Regions from separate parts of the Homo sapiens genome. Here region 1 is linked to region 2. A link is a loop called in an ENCODE intact Hi-C map of the cell type or tissue named here. Cell type or tissue: endothelial cell of umbilical vein. All regions are shown on one strand. Each heading gives the region's core, and the rest is flanking DNA. Links, peaks and the distances in the headings are about the cores only. Region 1 overlaps LOC107984625 (a long non-coding RNA gene). Region 2 overlaps DIAPH3 (diaphanous related formin 3).

Region 1 (5,385 bases), core at 98-5,097, 170 kb before region 2:
CAGACAGCCCTTACTAAACACTGTTAAGGGACTAATGGCTTAAGGTAAAAAGACTAGTGGGAAGTGGGGAATTAGTTCTGTCATTAAGCCACTGCTCCTATACCATATCTACTGATTTATTCTTTCCCCAAATGTGTGTTTTTCTAAATGTAGATAGGTCAGAAAAAATGGCTTCAATATAGGAATTAAATGAGTATAATAATAGTAATAATCACTAATAATATCTAGCTTCAGAAGTGTAAGAAAATTGGCTTGTTTCTTTAATAGAAAAGTCTACGGTTTTCTTTTTTGGTCCCTAGAAAACTGAATCATGATTTATTCCTGTGTGTTAGGAGGGGATCTGTTCTGCTAAAATCATTAGATTTATTTAAGTTCACACAACAGAAGGAGACATTCTGGAGGCTCTTTTTCATTGTTAAATGAGCACCTATGTGGTAGTGTCACAGATGAAGGAGATAAAGGCACTTTGAGGAATAAAAGAGAAAAGGCACTTTGAGGAATAAAAGAGAAAAGGCACTAGCATAAAAATTAATCAGATTAAGTGTATTAGTAGATAGAGATCTGCAATCTGTTTTCTACACCCCCTGTGTGACAACATGATGAAGGTAATCAGGAAAACTACTGGAGAGGGCCCACAGTTTAAAGACCAATATGCTAGAAACAAAGGCTTCCCTGAAGTACTCTTTATGATGCTACACCTAACTCTCAGCAGGACAGCTAATTTCTCACACCAATCAGTCCATTGCAAGAAATGCTGAGGTGGAAAAAAAAATCCCTGCTGCACACTTTCCTGTCTTTCCCCAGATTCTAAATCTTCACACTGAAAATAATTTGCAAGCACAGGCATCTCTGAGATTCAATGGATTTTCCCTACCACCCCTCTTTGTTCCTTCAATCCTAGAGGGATGCTCCAAGCAGACAGGAAATGTGACCCAGAAGTGTGGCGACATATTTTTGTCTTGTTTCAGGAAGATGAGTGTTTCTCAGTCTCCTCTAGTTGAACTCACACATTCCATCTTTGGAGAAAGTTTTAAACAGTTCCGGCTTATTCAGAGTCCTTCTTAGGACCAGTTTAGGAAGCTGCCTGCAGGGACACAATGGCTGTGGTGGGCACAGCACTTTGAATACATACCTTCAGGGATGGGAGTATGCTACTGATTTTGTTTTTCTTTTCTTTTTTTTTTTTTTTTGAGATGAAGTTTCACTCTTGTTGCCCAGGCTGGAGTGCAATGGCACGATCTCAGCTCACCACAACCTCCGCCTCCCGGGTGTCAAGGGATTCTCCGCCTCAGCCTCCTGAGTAACTGGGATTACAGGCACCCGCCACCACGCCTGGTTAATTATATATTTTTAGTAGAGACGGGTTTCTTCATGTTGGTCGGGCTGGTCTCGAACTCCCAACTTCAGGTGATCCGCCCGCCTTGGCCTCCCAAAGTGCTGGGATTACAGGCATGAGCCACTGCGCCCAGCCAACTACTGATATTTTCTTATCATGACTTCCTGGGCAAGATTTTTTGTTACCAATCAATATCCATCCTAACCCAGGTCACACTTCAAGAATCTATTTAAACGATCCTATACTGACTAACAGCTTGATAGAATATAATCACATAAACTTCAAATTAGTTATAATTTTTCCCTTTGAATATAAAATGTTATTTAAAGTCTTCCTAACAAAATAAATGAAAAATATGTGGATATTCCACAGAAATCTCTATATCTAGGCAGCCTTTACCTAAGTGAAACCAGTCACAGAAAATGTATCCATATTAACCAATAATTATTGATTTACTTTCATTTATCAATAATTCATTTATTTCCATATTGAAACAGGATTTAAGGGTAAGGAAATCAGGGATGATTAAAGTAAAATGTCTTGGGTTCAAACTGACACCAAGAAGCCTAAACATGCTCAGAGATGCCATTAGTCAATATGGAAAATGTGGGCAATCTAGGAAAAACCTGTTGTCTTCCCACTCCAACCCTGAGCAGCCCTGTGGGCCAAGAGTTTGTTGAACAGAAGTAGGGGGGTCTAAATTTCAGACCCCATGTTCTACCTCAGCCAGGTGCATTTTTACATTTCACAAACAATTCAGTCACCGAAAGCAGCCCAGGCCACATTCTACAGCAGAGTGAGAGCAGATCAGTAATGAGTCCTTGCTTAATAACAGAAACTGTCTTGCAGGTGAATCTTTGAAAAGGTGGCCTCTCCTTCATCCTTGTGGTTATTCAAGTGAAAGTGAAAGGTTTCCCTGTCATGACATAAAACTGAGCAAAAAACAATCACCATATCTCTTGCCAACTTTGTCTCCTTGACTCAGGAAGATTTTAAATATAGAACAAATACTGCTTGCATCAGTAGCAATCCAGCCTCTATGTCACTATTGGATTAATAATGCTTTAGGATACATATCTCCAATATGAAAGGCTCTATCTAGCACACCAAATACCCTGATACAAGAACACTTCCTACTGTAGGCATGGCTATAGTAGTATATACTCAGTGTAATAGATGAGCAGTTATATTCTTTAGATATATAGAATAAATTTTATCTTTTGAAATGAAAATTCTAACACATTACTCTTCACAAGAAAAAAAGTCATAATCAGTTAAGACATTAGAACCCACCCAAATAATTTCTTCTGAATCATCTCTCTATTTGCTCGACTTCTCCCTTGCCCCCATGCTCCCACTGTCTGTAGTTACCAGATAGTAAACATGAATGCTGAATCAAGAATGAAAGAAAAACAGAAACATATATTTATGTAAACTTGTATTGATTCAACTAGGGAGAAACCCCACAGCTTTCAAGGCCTGAGTCACAAATCATTGTGATCAGAAATGCTGATGTGCTAGGAATGCACAAGTATTTTTGCTTATTATCATGGCCCAGGCCTGTTGCAGAGCAAGAGTTAAGCTGAAAAACAGTAAATATGGTTTTAAGCTTCCATTTATCAGGCAATATTTTGGGAAAGGGAGGACACAGTGGTGATGAGTCCAGGCTTGTATATTGAGCTCTACACTCAGTCACCAAAAGATCCACATTTGGGAAAATCAGAGGGAGGTCACACCACCTTTCCAAACAAGAGAAAACTCTGTTCTTCCCAAGATGACCTGAAATGTTCTAATTATTGGTTATTCCCTCTGGTCGGTGATGCAGCCAACAAGCACGTAGAGTTCAGTGAACCCACAAGCGCACAGCTGTTATCTTTGACTTATGGCCAAAACAAAAATTGGAACAGAATTTACTCAGACAAGTGTAAAGGCTTCTGTTTAAAACAGCTATTTTCTAAGCCAGATAAACAGCTTTGAAATGGAGAAGAAATGAATCCTTTCCTAGAATGTCTGAACCAAAGTGAGGTCAGCATCTTGAAGACAAGATGTTAACATAGATTACCCACACGGCTGCACAAGTCTCCCAAAGCATGAGACAGCCTCCACACCTCTGAGTTATCTGTAACTTTTTTTTTTTTTGGGGGGTCAACTTTTTGTGTTTTGGAAACAACTTTCTGCATTTGGGAAAGGTGGCTATGTTTAGTTAGTTGGTGACATAAAACATTAAGAACAGAGAATTGCTGTCCTGGAAGCTTCTGTGAGCCAGCAATTGCATAGGCTAGTGGCCTCTTTGGCCAGTAGCATCAGAGGCTCTTATGTGGCAGTTTGAGGGCAGAAAGAAACAGAGTGGTATTACTGTGGGCTTGAGTTAGTGATTCCGGCCTTTGAATTTCCACTAAGAAACATTAGCAAATACCCAATTTTTTATAGGTGGCAAAGGGACTGGTAAGAAATAGCTGGTAGGAGAAGCAGGGAAAAATCACCCTCCCAGTTACCTACACAAATACTGTGTGTCTGTGCTAATCTGGCAATCCATCTTACAATCACCAAACAGTGCAGAGCAAGGAAGCAATTCGCACTGCAATAGTGCTCCTCAGAGCTTTTCATAGCTTGATGCCTATTGCAGCTGCTTATATTGTACCAGCAGGTGGGTATAAAATAGCAGATTCCGGAGCCTACAAAAGCCGTGTCCCAGGGTAGAAGAGGAGATGATTTTTTTTCCAGTAGAGTGAATATGCATATCAATGTACCTGAATGGAGAGCTGGGTCCTGGTGAGCTGTCATCAGCACCAAATCTGTCTGTACTTCCATCTCAAGTGGTCTATTTGAGCGATAACAAGGCTTATGTAGCAAGGGTTTAAAAAGCCTGCTTCTCTCTTGATTCTAGGGGGTTTACAGACTACGTCTGCAGTGCGGACAGCCTTGAGCCCACTATCAACATTCATTCATTCCCAAATTCTCTCTGCACTCATCATTTGCAGCAATAATAAAATCTCACCAGTTTGGAAGTCCTGGGTTTTCTAGAATAGTAAGCACCAAGTATCCAGACATTGTAAGAACAATTATAACTACATGGCATCGTGGCCTGTTCTAATATACTCTATCGTTAAGGCAGTCAGCTGCTTAATTAGTGTCAACTTCATACCCAGTGGGCAGGGATAGTTATCAGAAGCCCACTGAACAAATGGACGGGACGTTTCAAACCTTCGAGCATCAAGCTTCTCCAAAAATAACAAGAAGTGACAGCTGAAGTCATGCTTAACAGAATTGGTTTAAAAATGTGAAATGGTTTTTAAAAGCAGCACTGCCTTCATATTGGGTGTGAATGAGGCTTTGTATGAAATATTATAGGAGGGGAAATCCCTAATAAAGCTGAGACTCATGCTTTGTTCTCAGTGTCTGACAATTGGATCTCTCTAGATAATACTTGAAAGGACTGAGAGGTGTGGCAGCAGATGGGTGGGAGGCCAAGGCTGTGTAAAACAACCCTCTGAGAAAGAGTTTCAGCGAGCTGCATAAGCGGCACCATCAGGACCCATCTGTGTAACAATTCCAGGACTGTTGCTTATCTGGTCATTTGTTTTCATAAAATGAGCAAGGAGAATCATGCCTGCCACATTCCTTGCCTCCCTTAGACCGTATGTCTCCTGCTGGTAGTTGTCTGGTTATTTTATTTTACCCTTTCACCACCCGATTCATAGCTTTCTTAGAATCCTCTAACACTGGGGTCAGAAAAATTTTTCTGTAAGAGGACAGATAGTAAATAGATTAAAAGTTTGCAGACCATACAGTTTCCATCACAACTACTGAACGCTGAGGTTATAGCGTGACAGCAGCCACAGACAACACACAAATAAATGGGCATGGCTGAGTCCCAAGAAACGTTATCTACAAATATAGGTTGGGTGTCACATTTAGCCCACAGCCACAATTTGGGGATCTCTTCTCTAAGACACTGTATCTTAAATAAAGTCAGCTGTGGGAAATACTGTGGGTTTTATTTAGTTTTCTACACTTCCATAACTATCTGTGGTAGATTCTTAGAGCAG
Region 2 (5,385 bases), core at 162-5,161:
TGTCAAGATGCACACACACACACACACACACACACACACACTTAGAGAGACAGACAAAAGAAAGAGAGAGAGGGAGAGTGCACGGTTTATAATGAGGGATTGGACCAGGTGATTTTTTGGAAGCTGAGAAGTCCCACCATCTGCCATCTGCCAGCTGAAGGTGTAATTCCAGTCCAACCTCAAAGGCCTGAGAAGCAGAAAAGCCCGTGATGTAAATCCTAGTCTGAGTTCAAAGGTCCACGAACCGGGAAGGCCGATGAGAAAGGGCAGGAGAGGACGATGTCGCAACTGAAGTAGAGTGTGCAGATTTACACTTTCTCCACTTTCTGTTCTATTCTGGCCCTCAGGAGACTGGATGATGCCCACCTACAGTGGGAGGGCTATCTTCCTTATTCAGTCTATGTATGCAAATGCAAATCTCTTCCAGAAACACCCTCACAGGCACAATAAGAAATAAAACCGTACCGCTTGTCTGGGGCATCCTTTAGCCCAGTCAAGTTGACACATAAAATTAATCATCTGCCGGGCACGGTGGCTCATGCCTGTAATCCCAGCACTTTGGGAGGCCTAGGCGGGCGGATCACGAGGTCAGGAGATCGAGACCATTCTGGCTAACACAGTGAAACCCCGTCTCTACTAAAAATTAGCCAGACGTGGTGGTGGGCGCCTATAGTCCTAGCTACTCGGGAGGCTGAGGCAGGAGAGTGGTGTGAACCTGGGAGGCAGAGCTTGCAGAGAGCAGAGATCGCACCAGTGCACTCCAGCCTGGGCGACAGACTCTGTCTCAAAAAAAAAAAAAAAATTAATCATTATACTGGCTCATTCAAATGAACAAACTGCTTATTCAAAAAAATAAAATTGTACCTCAACTCCTGCCCTCAAATTAAAGGTCAATGCTATGGTTTGGCTAAGGAAATATCATGCATTTTAAAACCCTAATCATACCTCTAGCCCATTGCTGAAAGGGCATCTACCAATAAAAGTATCTCCAAATGATCGTTCCTTGAGTTGGTACTCACCTTTATCAGACATTTAGAGGTTTCCTTTCCACAGCTATGGTCCTTTTTGGAGCCAGCTGCTGTCATCAAGGGAGAGAGAGTGCTGGCTGCTGACCTGTGGGTGGCCAGACGCTTCTGATACTCTGCTAGCCTTGGGCTCCTGGCCCTCTTGCTTGAAAGTTGTCCTCAGCCCCTGCAGACAGACGCTCTGGGGCTTGACTGCTCCATTTCTGGACTTCCTTGCCTTCCTCTGCCCCTCGGAGTCTCCGTCATCTTCACTTTCCTTTATTTGCCGGGCTTCTTCTCCCCCGTGGCTGCTCCCCGGTCCCAAGTTTCCAGAGTTTTTACCTGCTTCCTGGTGTGCCCAAACTATCTAGTTGAATTTAAGTTTTGTTTCTGAAAAACCCAAGTCTGCAAAATCACATTAAGAACTGATAGTGAGAGTTCTTTCATTTAAATTCTTTCCTAAACAAAACAATCCTGCCTTGTTGTTAGGGGTGCCGTCAGCTTAAATATGTAAATGTCCTTCACCTTTCTTGATTTTTAAGGTTTGTTTTCAGAAAAACAGGAATTGCAACTGGATGGCAAAATGCACATTTCAGCAATACATACAAATTCACATTTATTCCTACACTGGCTACAGAGAATACTCTGTTCTCCAATGTCTATAAACAGGGCCTGGCTCATAGTTCTAATTAATTAACTTTATTAACTTAGAGCTGAAAGGAGGTGGCAACTTAAGGAAATAAAAAGCAATAGACCTTGCCCGACTAGTTCCATATAACTGCTTTTTAACTGAAGGTAAAAGAACAGTCACTTACTTATTACATGTAATAAAGCAAAATAGATGCTTAGACAGACTGCATAGCACAGTCTATTCTCAGCTTATCCACAGAATGTTTTCAAAAAAAGAGAGACAAAAGAAAGCATTTTTTTTCATTTAGTGCAAGTAGCAAGTTTATTTCCTTTGATATAGAATTAACAGAGTAATGATGCCCAAATGAGGTAATATTACATTTGCTTAGGAAAACTTTCCTTGAAACACTTATTTAGATCTTTGTTAAAGTTATTGATTGTCAGATCAGAGAAATTGCAATCCCAAGTTTATTCATAAAATAAAAAAAGTTGTTACTTTGGAAATTTCAAAATGGCAATTTTATCTCAGAGTCATAATTACAAGGGGAAAAATACTCTCTTAGCCAAGATCAAGAATTTCGGCAGCACTGCAATTCTGTTTACATCCACGTTACACAAAAGCACATGCATTTGGCAAAGAGAGTGCATACATTCTTATTGCATCATTTTTCGTTATGTGCTCAATTGCCTTATGGTCCCCTAGAGGGTCTACTTAACATGAATTCAACAATGATGATAATGGGGTCACCAGTCATTTCCTTACATATATAGCTCTGATGTATTCAATTACATGTTTTTGATGTTGTGCTGGTAGTATATAGATCCCAATTAAGGAGAAACTTGGGCCTATATAAACAATATATATGGAATATACATGGATATGTAAAGACTTGAGGTTGATGACCTGACATCCATTAATGTTAAAAATAGTAAAGTAAAAATTCCAGTGGCTTAGAAAGATGGTATTTTCTTAAGGACACACTGCTGAACACATGGCCACCTACCTGCTCTCTAAAGCAATATGTATAATTTAACCACCAAATAAAGAACTGAGGAATACCAGGAGACAAAAAAAAAAAAAAAAGGATTAAAGCCCGGTACAATCTTGAATAAACCAAAACCTCCAGTACATAGAAAAAGCATTGCAATCATATATTTAGCTTTATTTTTCTAATATATATCATAATTTAAAACTATATAAAGTCACTTACATAAAAGCAATTTTTTCAAGTGTTATAGTTTAGAGCATGGCTTTATATTTGGCTTAATCATTTTTTTTAAAAACCAGTTTAACTTATAAAGCTCGTAATCTTGCCAGCAGGGCTTCAACTTCGGGAACTGATTCATTTTTAGAAAAAGAGCCAAGAAGTTCCGTTTCCTTTTTTCTGTTGCTTTCTACATTACACGCTTCCTTCTTCTCAGCTGCCTTGATCCTCCCAGTAGACGTATGAGTGTCTAGATTATAATTAAGCTCCTTGGCGACTGGAGTCCTTGTTGAGTTGCAATTGATATTGTAGTGTGAACGTGACCCTTCTGTCAACTGCACTTTCTGATTTTCTACAGTAAGGAAAAAAGAAACATAAAACTTATCACCATGATAACCAAGGACTGTGCACGTTATGAAACACATTTAAAATAATTATTCTCAATAAATAAGTAGTCTTCTTAGATAGACTAAACAAAGAAACAGTCAACAGAGTAAGACAGGTTTAAAATAATCACACAGGGGTTTAAGAATAAACTAAAATATAACAGCCAACCGTTTCATTAGCACTAATGCCCATTTCCTTCTTCCTTTATGCCTGACATGCCTGTCACGTGGTTATTATCAGGGCCTGGTCCCATATTTCTTTCAGGTCTCTGTTCAAACACCACCTAAAAAGAGAGGCCTTCCCTAGCCACCCATCTAAAATAGCATTTGCCCTTTGCACTGCTCTATCCTTCCCCGTCATGTTTTCCTTCACAGGGCACATGATGGCTGGACACACAATATATTTGCTCACTTGTCCATTGTCTGTCTTACTAGAATGTGTGCTCCAAGACAGTAGGGACATTATTTTAAATACTGCTGTAACTTCAGGGCCTAAAATGGCCCTGGTGCAAAGTAGGTCCTCAATAAATATTTGTTGGATAAATAAATAATTTCCACACTCTGTGACACAAGATTAAACATTAGCTTGAATAATAATGAGATTAATTTCCTTTTTGAATGAAATCAAGAAGGAAAGTTTCTAATAAGAATTTAAAAAGTCGATTATTTTCCTTTAAAGAAACAATGAACTTGGCAAGCAAATAATTAAAACTTCCTAGCAAACCAGAATGTTATATGTAATTGTCAAGTATATACACATCTATACATACATGCATGTACATATATACATACACACATACATTCTTTTATTGGTAAGTGATGGTAATGATGACTTTTAAAAAACAGACACCCTCAATATTCATGTAACCTTGAATGGGGCTTGAAAATGGCTTCAACAAACCTGACATGACATTTAAAGTTTTTTGGTTATTCTCTGAGAGATGTTCCATTGTCCCAATAGTAATGACTTTGGAGCACAAGCAGTCACTCATGACAGTGTGTTTTATGTGAGTGCTGAAAATTCCAACTGAAAACAGCTTGTACATTAAAAGGTGGCTGCTGAAGATATTTACTGCACTGTCATTTTCTGACCAGAGGCTTCCAGTGATGGATGAGGATTTTACACACTTTCTTGGACAATCTCAACAAATTTTAGAAGTATGATCACCTTTTAGCTGCTGGAAGAAAATAAATACACTTTGTCTTTCACCTTCTATATCAGGTGGGCAACTGTTACTCAAAAATCAAAATCTAATAGAGCAGTGATTTTCTCTTAAAGGAGTGTATGCTCTGTAGCTTATAATGTACATATTGTGTTTGCCGGAAAGAGCACGGTAGATGTGGTATTCCTGCAGTTCCTATGACCACATCCTTTTCTTTTCTAGCTCCCACACCTCTGTCCCAAAGAATGCTTGAAAACTGCATTTGCAGCTAAATGTAGAATGTTGGCCAGCTTACTGCTCCTTCCCCAAAATGTTCCTATCTTTGCTTATTTGATTTCCTGCAAACCACTACATCATGATGGTATCTCCAACAAACCAGTTTATTCTGCTATTGGACAACTCTAGTTAAAAGTCTAATGGCAAAGAAGAGATTAAATTAGCCAAAATATGGGTATAGAATATGAAATGTGTGTGTGCGTGTGTGCGCGTGTCCATGTATGCACTCCAAGAAAGTAGGGACATTGTTTTAAATATTGCTATAGCTTTAGTGCCTAGACCGTCCTTGGTGCAAAGTAGGTGCTCAATAAATATGTGTTGGGTAAAGAAATTATTTCCATACTCTGTGACACAAGATAAACTTTAGTTTGAATACTAATGACATTAATTTCTTTCTTGAACGAAACCAAGAAGGAAAGTTTCTAATCAGAATTTTTAGTCAGTGGTTTTCCTTCAGAGAAATAATGAACTTGGTAGGCAAATTATTAAAACTATATATATACACATATATATATATGTATGTATACACACACACACACACACACACAAAACACATACATACATACCATCTTATGAATAGCCTGTATTTTGTTGCACTTCAAACATTACCACCCTCAGCATATAGATTGAGGGGTAAAAGCAAAAGGAGGTTAAGTCATTTGCTTAGACTTAGTTACTGAGTAAATCGGTGGTAGACGCCAAATGCTGTCTCTAGAGATAC

What was found. Peaks named below come from ENCODE experiments on the same cell type or tissue, not always from the same donor. Only the 100,000 strongest peaks of a DNase experiment are listed, where the experiment ranks them.
Region 1: it touches region 2 in a loop (2.9-fold over the local background); 3 of 110 quality-filtered maps call a loop at or near these places.

The regions. Positions count from the first base shown.
Region 1 is chr13:59,491,481-59,496,865 of GRCh38, forward strand. All of the region lies in intron 4 of LOC107984625 (a long non-coding RNA gene), which reads right to left. Among named protein-coding and RNA genes, the nearest start is that of DIAPH3-AS1, 520 kb to the right of the region's middle. In endothelial cell of umbilical vein, for the core only: no CTCF peak of the experiment used is centred there; DNase peaks (open chromatin) are centred at 921, 2,281 and 3,211; H3K27ac peaks cover 3,334 bases.
Region 2 is chr13:59,663,656-59,669,040 of GRCh38, forward strand. It overlaps DIAPH3 (diaphanous related formin 3), which reads right to left. Exons shown (of 28, transcript NM_001042517.2): 28 at 1,928-3,191. The coding sequence ends at 2,929. Among named protein-coding and RNA genes, the nearest start is that of DIAPH3-AS1, 350 kb to the right of the region's middle. In endothelial cell of umbilical vein, for the core only: no CTCF peak of the experiment used is centred there; a DNase peak (open chromatin) is centred at 3,046; H3K27ac peaks cover 1,161 bases.